Regions from separate parts of the Homo sapiens genome. Here all the other regions are linked to region 3. A link is a contact called in ENCODE Hi-C or POLR2A ChIA-PET data. All regions are on one chromosome and are shown on one strand. Each heading gives the region's core, a stretch centred on a gene start or an enhancer-like site at or near the end of the contact. The rest is flanking DNA. Distances are from core to core; before and after follow the strand shown.

What was found. Hi-C counts contacts between places; a loop is a spot of excess contacts on that map. ChIA-PET counts read pairs that join two places held with the same protein, here RNA polymerase II (POLR2A). Pooled maps may share reads with other maps.
Region 1: a loop to region 3 is called in a map of heart left ventricle, with 4 times the contacts of the local background. The contact joins the enhancer-like site here to the promoter of NPAS2 in region 3. A Hi-C loop is called at or near these places in 31 of 168 maps with a recorded cell type or tissue (Caco-2, HepG2, PC-9 and 18 more) and 22 of 50 pooled maps. POLR2A ChIA-PET finds 5 or more read pairs at or near these places in 5 of 52 experiments (A549, AG04449, HepG2 and 2 more).
Region 2: a loop to region 3 is called in a map of endothelial cell of umbilical vein, with 6 times the contacts of the local background. The contact joins the enhancer-like site here to the promoter of NPAS2 in region 3. A Hi-C loop is called at or near these places in 12 of 168 maps with a recorded cell type or tissue (ascending aorta, cardiac septum, endothelial cell of hepatic sinusoid and 7 more) and 8 of 50 pooled maps.

Annotation. Positions count from the first base shown.
Region 1 is chr2:100,886,577-100,889,959 of GRCh38, forward strand. All of the region lies in intron 1 of NPAS2 (neuronal PAS domain protein 2), which reads left to right. Among named protein-coding and RNA genes, the nearest start is that of NPAS2, 68 kb to the left of the region's middle. RefSeq lists an enhancer at 1,102-1,871. Within about 2 kb of position 1,259, at least 4 of the 41 ENCODE cell types and tissues checked have a DNase peak (open chromatin) inside an H3K27ac peak, as active enhancers do; they include PC-3, PC-9 and stomach, where a contact is called at or near this core.
Region 2 is chr2:100,922,916-100,926,318 of GRCh38, forward strand. NPAS2 (neuronal PAS domain protein 2) reads left to right here. Exons shown (of 21, transcript NM_002518.4): 3 at 2,231-2,379. Among named protein-coding and RNA genes, the nearest start is that of NPAS2-AS1, 53 kb to the right of the region's middle. RefSeq lists an enhancer at 2,034-2,103. Within about 2 kb of position 1,941, at least 14 of the 41 ENCODE cell types and tissues checked have a DNase peak (open chromatin) inside an H3K27ac peak, as active enhancers do; they include ascending aorta, endothelial cell of umbilical vein and heart right ventricle, where a contact is called at or near this core.
Region 3 is chr2:100,817,889-100,821,408 of GRCh38, forward strand. NPAS2 (neuronal PAS domain protein 2) reads left to right here and starts at 2,251. Exons shown (of 21, transcript NM_002518.4): 1 at 2,251-2,526.

The DNA.
Region 1 (3,383 bases), core at 9-2,508, 68 kb after region 3:
CTCAGGTCTCACAGATGGCCTGTGAAGGGGAGAAACTGAGGCAGAGAGGGTTAGGAACTTGCCTAAGCTAGTTAAGCAACAGTCACGATTAGAAGCCAGGATCTTTCAGGACTGTTCCCACGTTATGCGAGAGTCCTTGCCTCTCTTCATAAATGGTAGATTTCCCATCTCCTTTAATATCCTCTAGATGAATTCATGAACAAAGGCCAAGGGACAGGAGAAAGAGAGAAAGGAGGAAGAAATGATGTCAGCTCTTTCCTTCAGTTCTTAAAAATGCCAAAGACAAAACTTTCAGACAAGGTCGTTTCCTGGAAGAGGTGGGGTAAACATTCCCAGAGTCATGAGTTTTTAGATTTGAATGTTTCTAAAATGTTGATTGACAGAACCTTCTAATACATTTGTTATAAACGTGACATAAAGGGGAAAAATGTCCAGCATTTTGAGGAAGAAAGGGCTCTAAATATACATAACTGCATTTGAACAGATTCCTTTGCTTCCTCGTTGGCCTGGGCTGCAAGGCCACTGTCCTCTTATGAGCCCTAGGAAGCAGGACTGGCCTCCTGAGGACCCCAGCATTAGCCTCCAGGTTTGTGCTGGGCCCTCCTGAGACAACCCCAATCCAGACACTAGCTCCTATAAGTAGAGCACCTGAGACTCAGGGGAATTCCCTCAAAGCGTTCCAGCTTCTGAGCCAGAGAGGCCAGAAGTGGAAGCCTTTCTGTCGGACAGCTACAGCCCAGACTGGATGCAGGAACAGCAGGAACAGAGCAGTGGCCTCCTCCGTGGCATGGGGCCTTGTGCCCACCAATCCTGGCACCACTGAACCACTGACTCAAGTCCGTCCTCAGCTCCAGTGAGCCTCTTGTTATTGCCAGTGGCTGACGGAGAGGTGAGGGGAGAGGACGTCATGCAGGCGAGCTGGGAGGTAGCACCACGGTTTCTCAGCAGTGTTCGTGCAAATTATCACTATAATGCACCCGTGCAGGCCCAGCAGCCTGTGCAAGTATCACAGCACCATACAGACATGAATTCATGTGTCTTTAATAACAGGGAAATGGCAATGTGTCAATTTACACAGTTGTTTTTCTGCAGTTTTTTCTTTTTCTTTTTTTTTTTTTGAGCCATCTTCCCAAGTGTTCTCTGGGTTTTCCTCTTACCCGGGTCCCCTGTCTGCCATCCACAGGCTGGCATGAGCCACCCAGGCTGGGTCTGGGATCAGCCGAGGGCCTGGGCTGGTGCCGGCACCGCCCCTCTCCGCGAACGGGCCCTGCATTCGCATCATTAGTTCATCACCATGGAAGAACTGGGCTGTCAAGCTGACCTACTTTTCTTGTTTGCCCACAGCAGGCTAAGCCTGTTTAGCCTCATCCAGAGGGGCTGGGCAGAGCAAGTTGCTTTCCGAGTCATACAGATGGCAGTCTTCTGAGTGAGTGTGGTTGAATCTGTTTGCCCTTTTTGCCCTTAGTCTGCAGAGTTAGGGCCCAGCACCCAGGATGGCTTGAGTCCAGGTCCAAGCACAGGGGCATCCTGCAACCCATATTCAGCCTCTCCCGAAGAGATCCTGCATTAGGATGAATTATTGCGGGAACCAATGCCAGGCTTCTTTCCAAACTTTAAACACAGATTCCTAAATGGAAGCTCTTCATATTCTATACTAAGCCCTAAGAACATCAGCCACTTGCAGAGATGCCAGGAGGGTGGGACCCATGCCTGTGCTTGAGGGGTTTACCATCCAGTGGGGGAGGGTTGTGAACAGCTAAAGCCAAGGAGAAGCAGAAACAGAAGAGGATAGGGATGAGCCGTGGGGGCGGAGGAAGATGCGCTAGTAGGGTAGAAAGTGTTGGAGAGGGGGACAATGTGATGAGGATGGGGCTAAAGTCACAGACTGGCAGCTTGTCATCTGAGGGTTTGAATGCTACGATATGGAACCATGTGAAGTGCTAGTAGATGTACATGTTATCCCCCCACCCCATAGTTACTACCTTTATTCTTTGCTGAAATATTGCTATATTGCTGCCTGTGAACATAGGATAGTATCTGTTAGAGTTGTTCAGGGGAAAATAGTTAAGATCAGACCCAGACTGTCATGATTAAATAAGCTAATGTACAAGAAAACCACTAGCCAGAGCTTCATGTGTAGTTTATCTCTCAAGCTCATGGATTTTGTGTGTAGCAACATGCCTTGGGTCCTGGGCCTGTGCCTTCTAATTCTGATGCCATGACTTCTGACTCAGGCGGACATGTCTTGGACTCTCCTTGACACCCCGAAGCCACCACCCAGAGCTTTGGAGGAGGAATCGGGCCAGTGGGTGAATTATGCCTTAACTGGGGCCACTTCTTTAGACATTTGCAGAAGGAGGAACTCAGTCTCTTTTTAAAAAGAAAAATATGTACTTCTCTTTTCTCTTGCAGTTTCCCCAGCATTATTCAGAGGCAGAGTGACAGATGTAAGGAGAGGGATCTAAAACATCTTTAATATACAACATGAATATCTGAATGGACATTGAGAAACTGGAGATTTCTAGTCCTGCTGAGGCAAAACCCAGATGACCTAGAGATGACATAAAAGTCAGTCATTTCTACCTGTCCCATTACCGGTGATGGTAATGTTTGTCACTCAATTAAGGCAGTAGCTCTTCTTTAGACATTCAGCAAACATTTGTTGAATACCTGCATGGGACTCTGAGTCTTGGTGTTCGAAGAGGGAAAATGGAAATACTCGGCCCTACATTGCCTAAGCCCCTCACTAGGGAGAGCTGTAAGCTCTTGGGAAGGGCTTGCCACGGGGCTTTCTGTTTGTTGAGGTTCACCCTGTATCCAGTGGCTCTTCTAGCACAGGCAGAGACATGCCCTTTGCCGTGTGACATTCGAGGAGACGACCAGTTTTTTTCCCTACTGACCTATGATCCCCACATCCCAGCTTCTCTGCCTACTGGTTGGTCTTCCTGACATTAGTTTTGTTCTTGTGTATTTGATCCATGCACACATTTTTACCACACCGGATATCCTGAAGTTGGGCTGGTTGGGGTTTTGGGAGAGGCATGTCTAGGGTTGGTTCACTCTGTGGATTAGGATCTAGTTTTATCAAGGTGGTGGGAGAAAGGCCTCACCAGGCAGCAATCACCAATGGATCCCAAATTCCCAGCTGGGCCTGCATCCAACACAACCAACCAGGGTTTTCAGACAACTCAGATTTTAAAAAGAAAAGCAGCAACCTGTCAGTTTGGTGACCTAGCAGATACATCTCAATGCTTTTTACTTTTTAATTGACTTTTTAAAAATGGTGAATTAATGCCATTTTCCGTATGAATGCATCATTGTGTAGATTTGTGTAGATGCCTTGGAGACGTCCCCTGAGATTGAGAGCGTGGGGTGGGCATGTT
Region 2 (3,403 bases), core at 691-3,190, 100 kb after region 3:
ATGAGCTGGGTGTTATCAGCTCACAAATAATTTATAATGGGCAAACTAGGACAGGAACAGAGCTTTTTTTGGCTAAGGAGGTTGCATGTCACTCTTTAAAATCTAGGCCAAAAAATTATTTATAATGCATAGACATTCACTCTGAAAGTTAAAGGATTCCTTTCTTCTCTCCCATGTGTTTGAACATGGTCTTTTAGCCTGGACTAGCAACAAGACTCCGCAACATCTTGCTGCCACGCCTGCAGTTAGTGTGTGATGTGAGAGAGTGCAGGTAAAGAGAGTGGCTCGGCGAGGGACAGGGCCTTTGTAGAAGGCCAAGAACAGACAGGGAGGAGGGGAGAGGCAGGAAAAGACCCCTAGGTAAAGGGTAGTGACCACACACGTTAGCTGAGCTTTGAAGAATTGCCCAAATGTTATCAGGAAACAGCCTAAACTGAGATAGGACCGGTAAAAGATGGGTTGTGAACATGTGTGTTGAAATAAAGGCAGGTTGTGTGCAATTAGGCAGGGGCAAACTGAGTGGTTATGGTCCTCGTGATGTCTAGGGAAAGGGTTTTGGAAATACGTCCTTTTGTGTCCAAGGGCTGTTTATTGATACTGTTACCTATAGATACTTACACCTGCTCCAAGGGAGGTGAATCAGAATCCAGCAGCACACTCTGTCCTGACCACACATTGGCCAGGAGCCTCCTGGTGAAGGATTTGCTCCCCTGAGAACCATGACCCCGGGCCCAAGGTGCCTGGAAAAGCAGCAATGTTTTATGGGCCTGGCCTCTGGGGCCCCTGTTCTCTCTCAGAGAGTTGACTTCTGGAACAAGTCTGTCTTCAGTGAACTGGGGAGGAGTGAGCCAGCTTTCTCAGCCCTGGATCACCTTCAAATACGTGGATTGTTGATGAAGGGCCTGTGGCGTGTCATTGAAGATGGAGGCCCCTCGAGTAGCACTGCTTCCGGACTTTTCAGGAGGGCTTTTTGCATCACGTGTTCCTTGTTCGTTGTTAATTAGAGCATTCCTGAGAGCCACGATTCCCTACTCAAGTTCCTGAGGATCTCAGGGTCCTCAGAGGTGCTTGGGTGGCTTGGGGGAGGCCCCTCCTCTCTAACCAAGCAGCTTCCCTTTGATCTCTCCTATAAGTGTGCAGCACAGGGTGTCACTTATTTAAAATAGACTTTATTTTTTGGAGCATTTTTAGGCTCACAGACAAACTGAGTGAAAGACACAGAGCGTTCCCATATCCCCCTGAGCCCTCCCTAGACACACTCAGCCTCCCCCATTATCAGCATCCCCCACCAGAGTGGTGCATTAGTTATAGCTGATAAGCTTACACTGATACATTGTTACCATTCAGAGTTAACATCAAGGCACACTCTTGTGTTGTACATTCTCCAAGTCTAGACAAATGTGTTGACACACATCCACCAGTATGGTGTCATACAGAGTGGATTCACTGCCCTAAAAATCCTCTGTTCATCCCTCCTAACCCCTAGCAACCACTGATCTTTGTGCTGTCTCTGTAGTTTTGCATTTTCCAGAATGTCATATACTTGCTATCATACAGTGTGTAGCTTTTTCAGACTGGCTTCTCCAACTTAGTAATATGTGTTTAACTTTCCTCCATGTCATTTTAAAAAGTGTTCGTCTGCTCTTAGCAGCTTGACAGCCATGGTGCAGTACCTGTCATACCTCTGCCCTGGGTCTGTACAGCCCTGGCTGTTGTAGGCAGGGTGTGTCTTGCCTCCCCCAACAGGGCGATGAGCTCTTTGGAGCAGGGGCCAGGACATATGCACTGGTGGCACACGGGATACCTGGCCACCCCGTGGGCCCTGGAACCAGGCTGGGTGTTCTGGATTGAAGGGGACTTGGTTTGAGTCTTAGGAAGGGCTCTCCGAGCACAGCCATCTCAGTCAGCAGTGTGTCCTTTGCTCTCTGAAAGTGAAAGCTCTATGAGATCCGAATGAGCAGCATCCGGCCTCAGAGCTAATCTGTCAGATTTTGCGTCTGAGTCAGAACTTACTGGTTATTAATGCTGTCTGTCTTTGTGGCCAAGAGTCTAGCAAAACATTTTCTATCCTCCTGCCTTGGAAATGTGGCCAGCGTGACCTTCCTGAAAGAGTTTTTTGATAAGATAGATGATCACAATAGAATGTGCTCTAATAGAAAGTGCTTTTGTTTCATCACAAAGCCTTTGTGACGTGGAATGTTCCAGTAACCTGCTCGTTTTGTGTTTACAGAGCTTCTCGAAACAAGTCTGAGAAGAAGCGTCGGGACCAGTTCAATGTTCTCATCAAAGAGCTCAGTTCCATGCTCCCTGGCAACACGCGGAAAATGGACAAAACCACCGTGTTGGAAAAGGTCATCGGATTTTTGCAGAAACACAATGGTAAAGGTCACCCTTCTCTCTGTTTTTTTTCCACCCTGCCCCGTCCATGTGGTGATGACTTCACCAATCTGGGCTGCCTGGTTGGTTTTGTCTCCCCAGCCAGGCCCAGCCTTACCGGTCGAGGGCTTCCCATTGTAAAGACACTCCACCCTCTATCAGCCCGTCTCTGGCTGGGTGGGGAGAGGGCACACACCTCCCAATTGCATTATAAGCCAGACGAGAGAATCCAAAACAACCTCACAGGTAGCACCCAGCCGAAGCAGCGTGGCATTCACAGTGACAACATCTTGATCAAAAATCCCTGGAACAAGTGTCTTTTATTCAATGCTGAACAGATGCAGTGGCTGAATACTCACTTCCTGTGGGATCAGACTATGTGGGCCTTTTCATCCCTCTCTGCCACTGCCCTCGAACTCTTTGGTCTTTTGCGCTACATCATGAAAAAATACATTGAAAAGAATTTATTTTCTTAATGTCACATTCATTCTGTTTTTATTGAGATATAATGTTTATACCATAAAATTCACCATTTTAAAGTGTAGAGTGCAGTGGTCTTCAGTATATTCACAAGGTGGTGTAACCATCACCACTCTCTAATTTCATCATGCCAAAAAAGAAACCCTGTATCCATTAGCCATCATTTCCCATTCTTCCCCCTCCCTCCAGATCCTGGCAACCACGAATCTGTTTTCTGTCTCCATCAATTCCCCTATTCTAGGCATTTTATACAAGTAGAATCATACGGTATGTGGTCTTTTTGTATCTGGCTTCTTTCACGTAGCATCTGTGTTTTAGCATGTGTGAGTACTTCATTCCGTTTCATGGACCAACAATATTCCATTGTATGGATATATTAATATCATATTTTGATTAACCATTCATCAGTTGATGGATATTTGGGTTGTTTACAATTTTTGGAAATTATGAATGATGCTGCTGTGAACATTCATGTACAAATTTTTGAGTTGATATATGTTTTCACTTCTTTTGTTTGTATTCCTAGGAGGGGAATTGCTGCATTAAA
Region 3 (3,520 bases), core at 1,001-3,500:
CTACTGGACAACAGAGAAAAAGAGACCACAGCAAAAACACTTTTTGTACTGCAGAATTATTTGATGAGTTACTACTACAGGACATTCCAGGTTTCCTAAAAGAAAATTTAATGATTGTTCAACAAGTTCCCAAAAGGGAGTAGGAAAAGGGAGTTGGAATCTCTTCCAAAGCAAAAAAGGAAGGGAGGTGACTTTAAATAATGCTTTAAAACCGGTTAGAAGTACACAATTTCATCCTTTAGTAATATTAGTCATGGCCACGCTCTAAAGGCGGGGTGAAACCTACTTGCCTGGAGGAAAAGGACGGGGTAGAAAAACAAAGCAAAATAAAATCCATCAAACAAAAGTTTCTTCTTTTGGAAAGGGAGGGACTTCAAAATCATGACAGGCCAAATGCCTCCTCCTCTTTCTTGAAAAGCCCTCCAAGTCAGAAGCAAGCCTGAGAATAACAGCTGCTCTTAGGATGCTCAAAGCTCCTTGCAGCTGATTATTTTTCAGGAGGAGAATTAGACACAAATAATACAAGTGGGAAATAAAGAGAATGACCTACTTTACAGGGGGGGTAAAAAGGAGCTCTGTGTGAGCGTTTTGATCTAATTGACGGTGTGGGGTTGCATGCCCAAATAAGGCGCTGCTGGTCGGATCTGCGAGGGAGAGGGCACGTCTCAAACTCGAGGGAGAGGACGAGACAGCGAGAGGAACAGCGTCCGGGGCGACCCCCAGTCCACCGCGGGGGCCTGGCGCGCTTGGGGCAAAGGCCCTAGGAGACCCCTTCTGGCCACAAAATCGAGTATGACAGAAAAGGGCCAGCGGGGGCGCTTTCCTTCCAGGGCCACTTGCCGGAATGTAAGAGGGACGGAGAGACGTCCGGAAAAGGCTGCCACGCTCGGAGCGCTGCGCCAGGCCAGGCACCTAGGCCAGGGGAGCGGAGACCTCGTGGGAGCGGGCAGGGGGACCTTTCCCCTCTCCCGGGCTTCCACCCAGGCGCCTCCCCGCTGTGAACGCCGCCGCCCAGGTGAAGGGGAAACCGGCCACGTTTCCGGACCTCGGCGGGGCACACGGTCTCCGGTTTTCACCGGCTCTGTCTTGGAGCCCCGAAGGGCATCAGACAGCAGCCCCGGCACCCGGGGATTATTCCTGTACCTCTGCCTCCCTCCGCTTGGCGTTTGCGGGAACCTTGGTAAAATCCTCCCTGTTTCTCGCGCGCGCCTCTCTCTCCAGCTTCTTTTTCTTGGATTCTCGCCTGTCTCCTCCCACAGAGGAAAAAAAAAAAAAGGTCACGTATGTTTGGAAAAATATGTAGGTCAGTGGAACATTTCCTGCACTGGTGCAAAAGGAGAGGAGGGCAGCGGAGGAGGGGAGGGAGAGGCAGAGTGGAGCTCCAAGTGCCCGCTCCTGGCCGCAGCCCCACACCCCACGTGCCCCTGCCGGGGAGGGGGGCAATTAGCCGGTTCCTTTCCATCCTTGACCCATTTTCCGGACCAGCTACGTTCGCCTTAGGACAGGCACTGGTTATTCCTCCCCAGCAGTCGCTGCTGTCCTCCGCCGACCACCGCTCGCCCGCATCTTCCCCGACCCCCGCCTCCCACCTGCCCCCGGGCCGCACCCCCGCCGCTCATTGAGAAATCGCAGTGGTCCCCGCAGAGACGCGCTTTGTGCCCTGGGTCGAGACCTGCGCGCAACCCTGCCCCTGGAGGACAGTGTGGAGGGGGTGACAGTCGCGTGCTCGTCCCCCTTCATCCCCTGCGCGGGACAGCAGGGTGGCGGCCCGCACTGCGAGGGTCTACACTAGGCGGGGGCGGCAGATTCCTTGTTCCCCCCGAGTGACAACTTTAATGGGACCTCGGCTGGCAGCCTCTAGTCCACTTGCCTCTCCTCTGGGCCGGCTCACCTGGAAGCACAACCCCCCCCTCCCCCAGCCCCGGCGCCCAACCCCGACCCTGCGCCCCAGGCCCGACCCCGCCGCGCGTCCCTGGCAGCCCAGCAGAGGCTGCGGCGGCCTGGGGACTCGCGGGTGTCTGCGCCGCCCAGGGAAGCCGGGGGTCTAGGGGGCCGGGGGTCCGTCTGCCTGCGGCGCGCGCGGGGTGCTTGTCCCAGGCTGGGTCGGGGCCAGGAGAGACCCCGCAGGCGGAGGCAGGCGAGGGGAGGAGGAGGAGGGTGGGGGTAGGAGGGGGAGGTGGAGAGGGAGGAGGGTGGAGGGAGGAGGCAGGGGAGGAGGCAGAGGCGGAGGCGGCTCTCCCCGCCGGCTCTGCGTGCGGAAGAGTTTGCCGCGCGAGCAGCCGGCCTCTCGCAGGAGCCGAGGGACCCGCGCGGCTGCGGCCCAGGAGCGGCGGCCGCGGAGCCCGGAGACCCGCAGCCGCGGCGGCGGCGGCGGCGGCGGCAGCAGCTAGAGCAGCGCCTCCCGCCGCCGCCCGGGAGGAGCTCGCCGCGCCCGCTCGCCGCCTCGTCTCCCAGCGGCGGCGGGAGGCGCGTCTCCCCGGCCCAGTCCGCGCCCGGCCCCGCGGGGCCGCTCCGGCCCGCTCCGAGGTAAGGGGCCGCGCCTAGGGGCGCGGGGGACCCAGGGTGGGTAGTACGTGCGCGCGGGGTCGCAGGACTCGGTCACCTGCTCGCCAGCGTGGAGGACGCGCGGGGGCGGAGGGGCGCTCAGGCGCGAGGCTGCGCGGCACCGGGGACCCCGGACGCGGGGGCGCGGAGAGGTGGGTTCCCCTCCACAGTCAGGCCGCTGGGGGCTTCGCGTCCTGCAGGAGGTAGCAATCGCTGGGCCGGTGGGCTCCGGGCGCGTCTCGACGCAGAAGACAGAGGACTGGGCATCCGAGCCTCGGAATTTGGGGGTCCTCGGGGTGTCCGACAGGGTGGAGAAGGATCGTGCCCCAGGGCAACAGCTTTGGGGATTGCCCGTGGTTGTCTTCGAGACCCATCGCGCTACCCTCCGAAACGTCGGGCGTCCTGGACCCCCGGAGAGTGCGGCGTGCGCGCCCTGGGCCCGCGGTCTCTCGGAGTCCCTGGGTCGGAATTGGTTCCGGGCCGGATTGGGTGCGGAATCGGTGCCCCCAACCCCCGTGTGCGCAGACAGCGTGCAGCCTGGCTCCTCACGTCGCTGCCGCCCCCCCACCCCAACTCCGGAGCTCCCCAGGTTGGATGTATGCGTATGGTTTTGTTGGGAGATGTGCCCCTTTCCCAGCCGAGGAGGGACGCACCTTTGACCTTTCTGAAGAGCTGGGCAGGTCGGTAACCAGGGAAGGGACAGGCACCACCCGGCTAAATTCAGAACCAGTCCCGCTCCTCTGCTTGCCACTCCTTAATTGCTCAAGGTAAGAAAGTTTGTTTCAGCCCTGTGATTCATAAATAATTAGTAACTAGTTTTGTTGATTAAGCAAGATGGAAACCTTGAATATACGCACGCACTTCCACAAAGTCTAAACACTCCCGAGCTTGTGTCCGGGAGGCTTTAGTACGGAAAGTTAGAAGCCCTGGAGTTCAACAGGTGTTCAGGAGGGTCCCGGAGAGGAGTTTCGTCTTT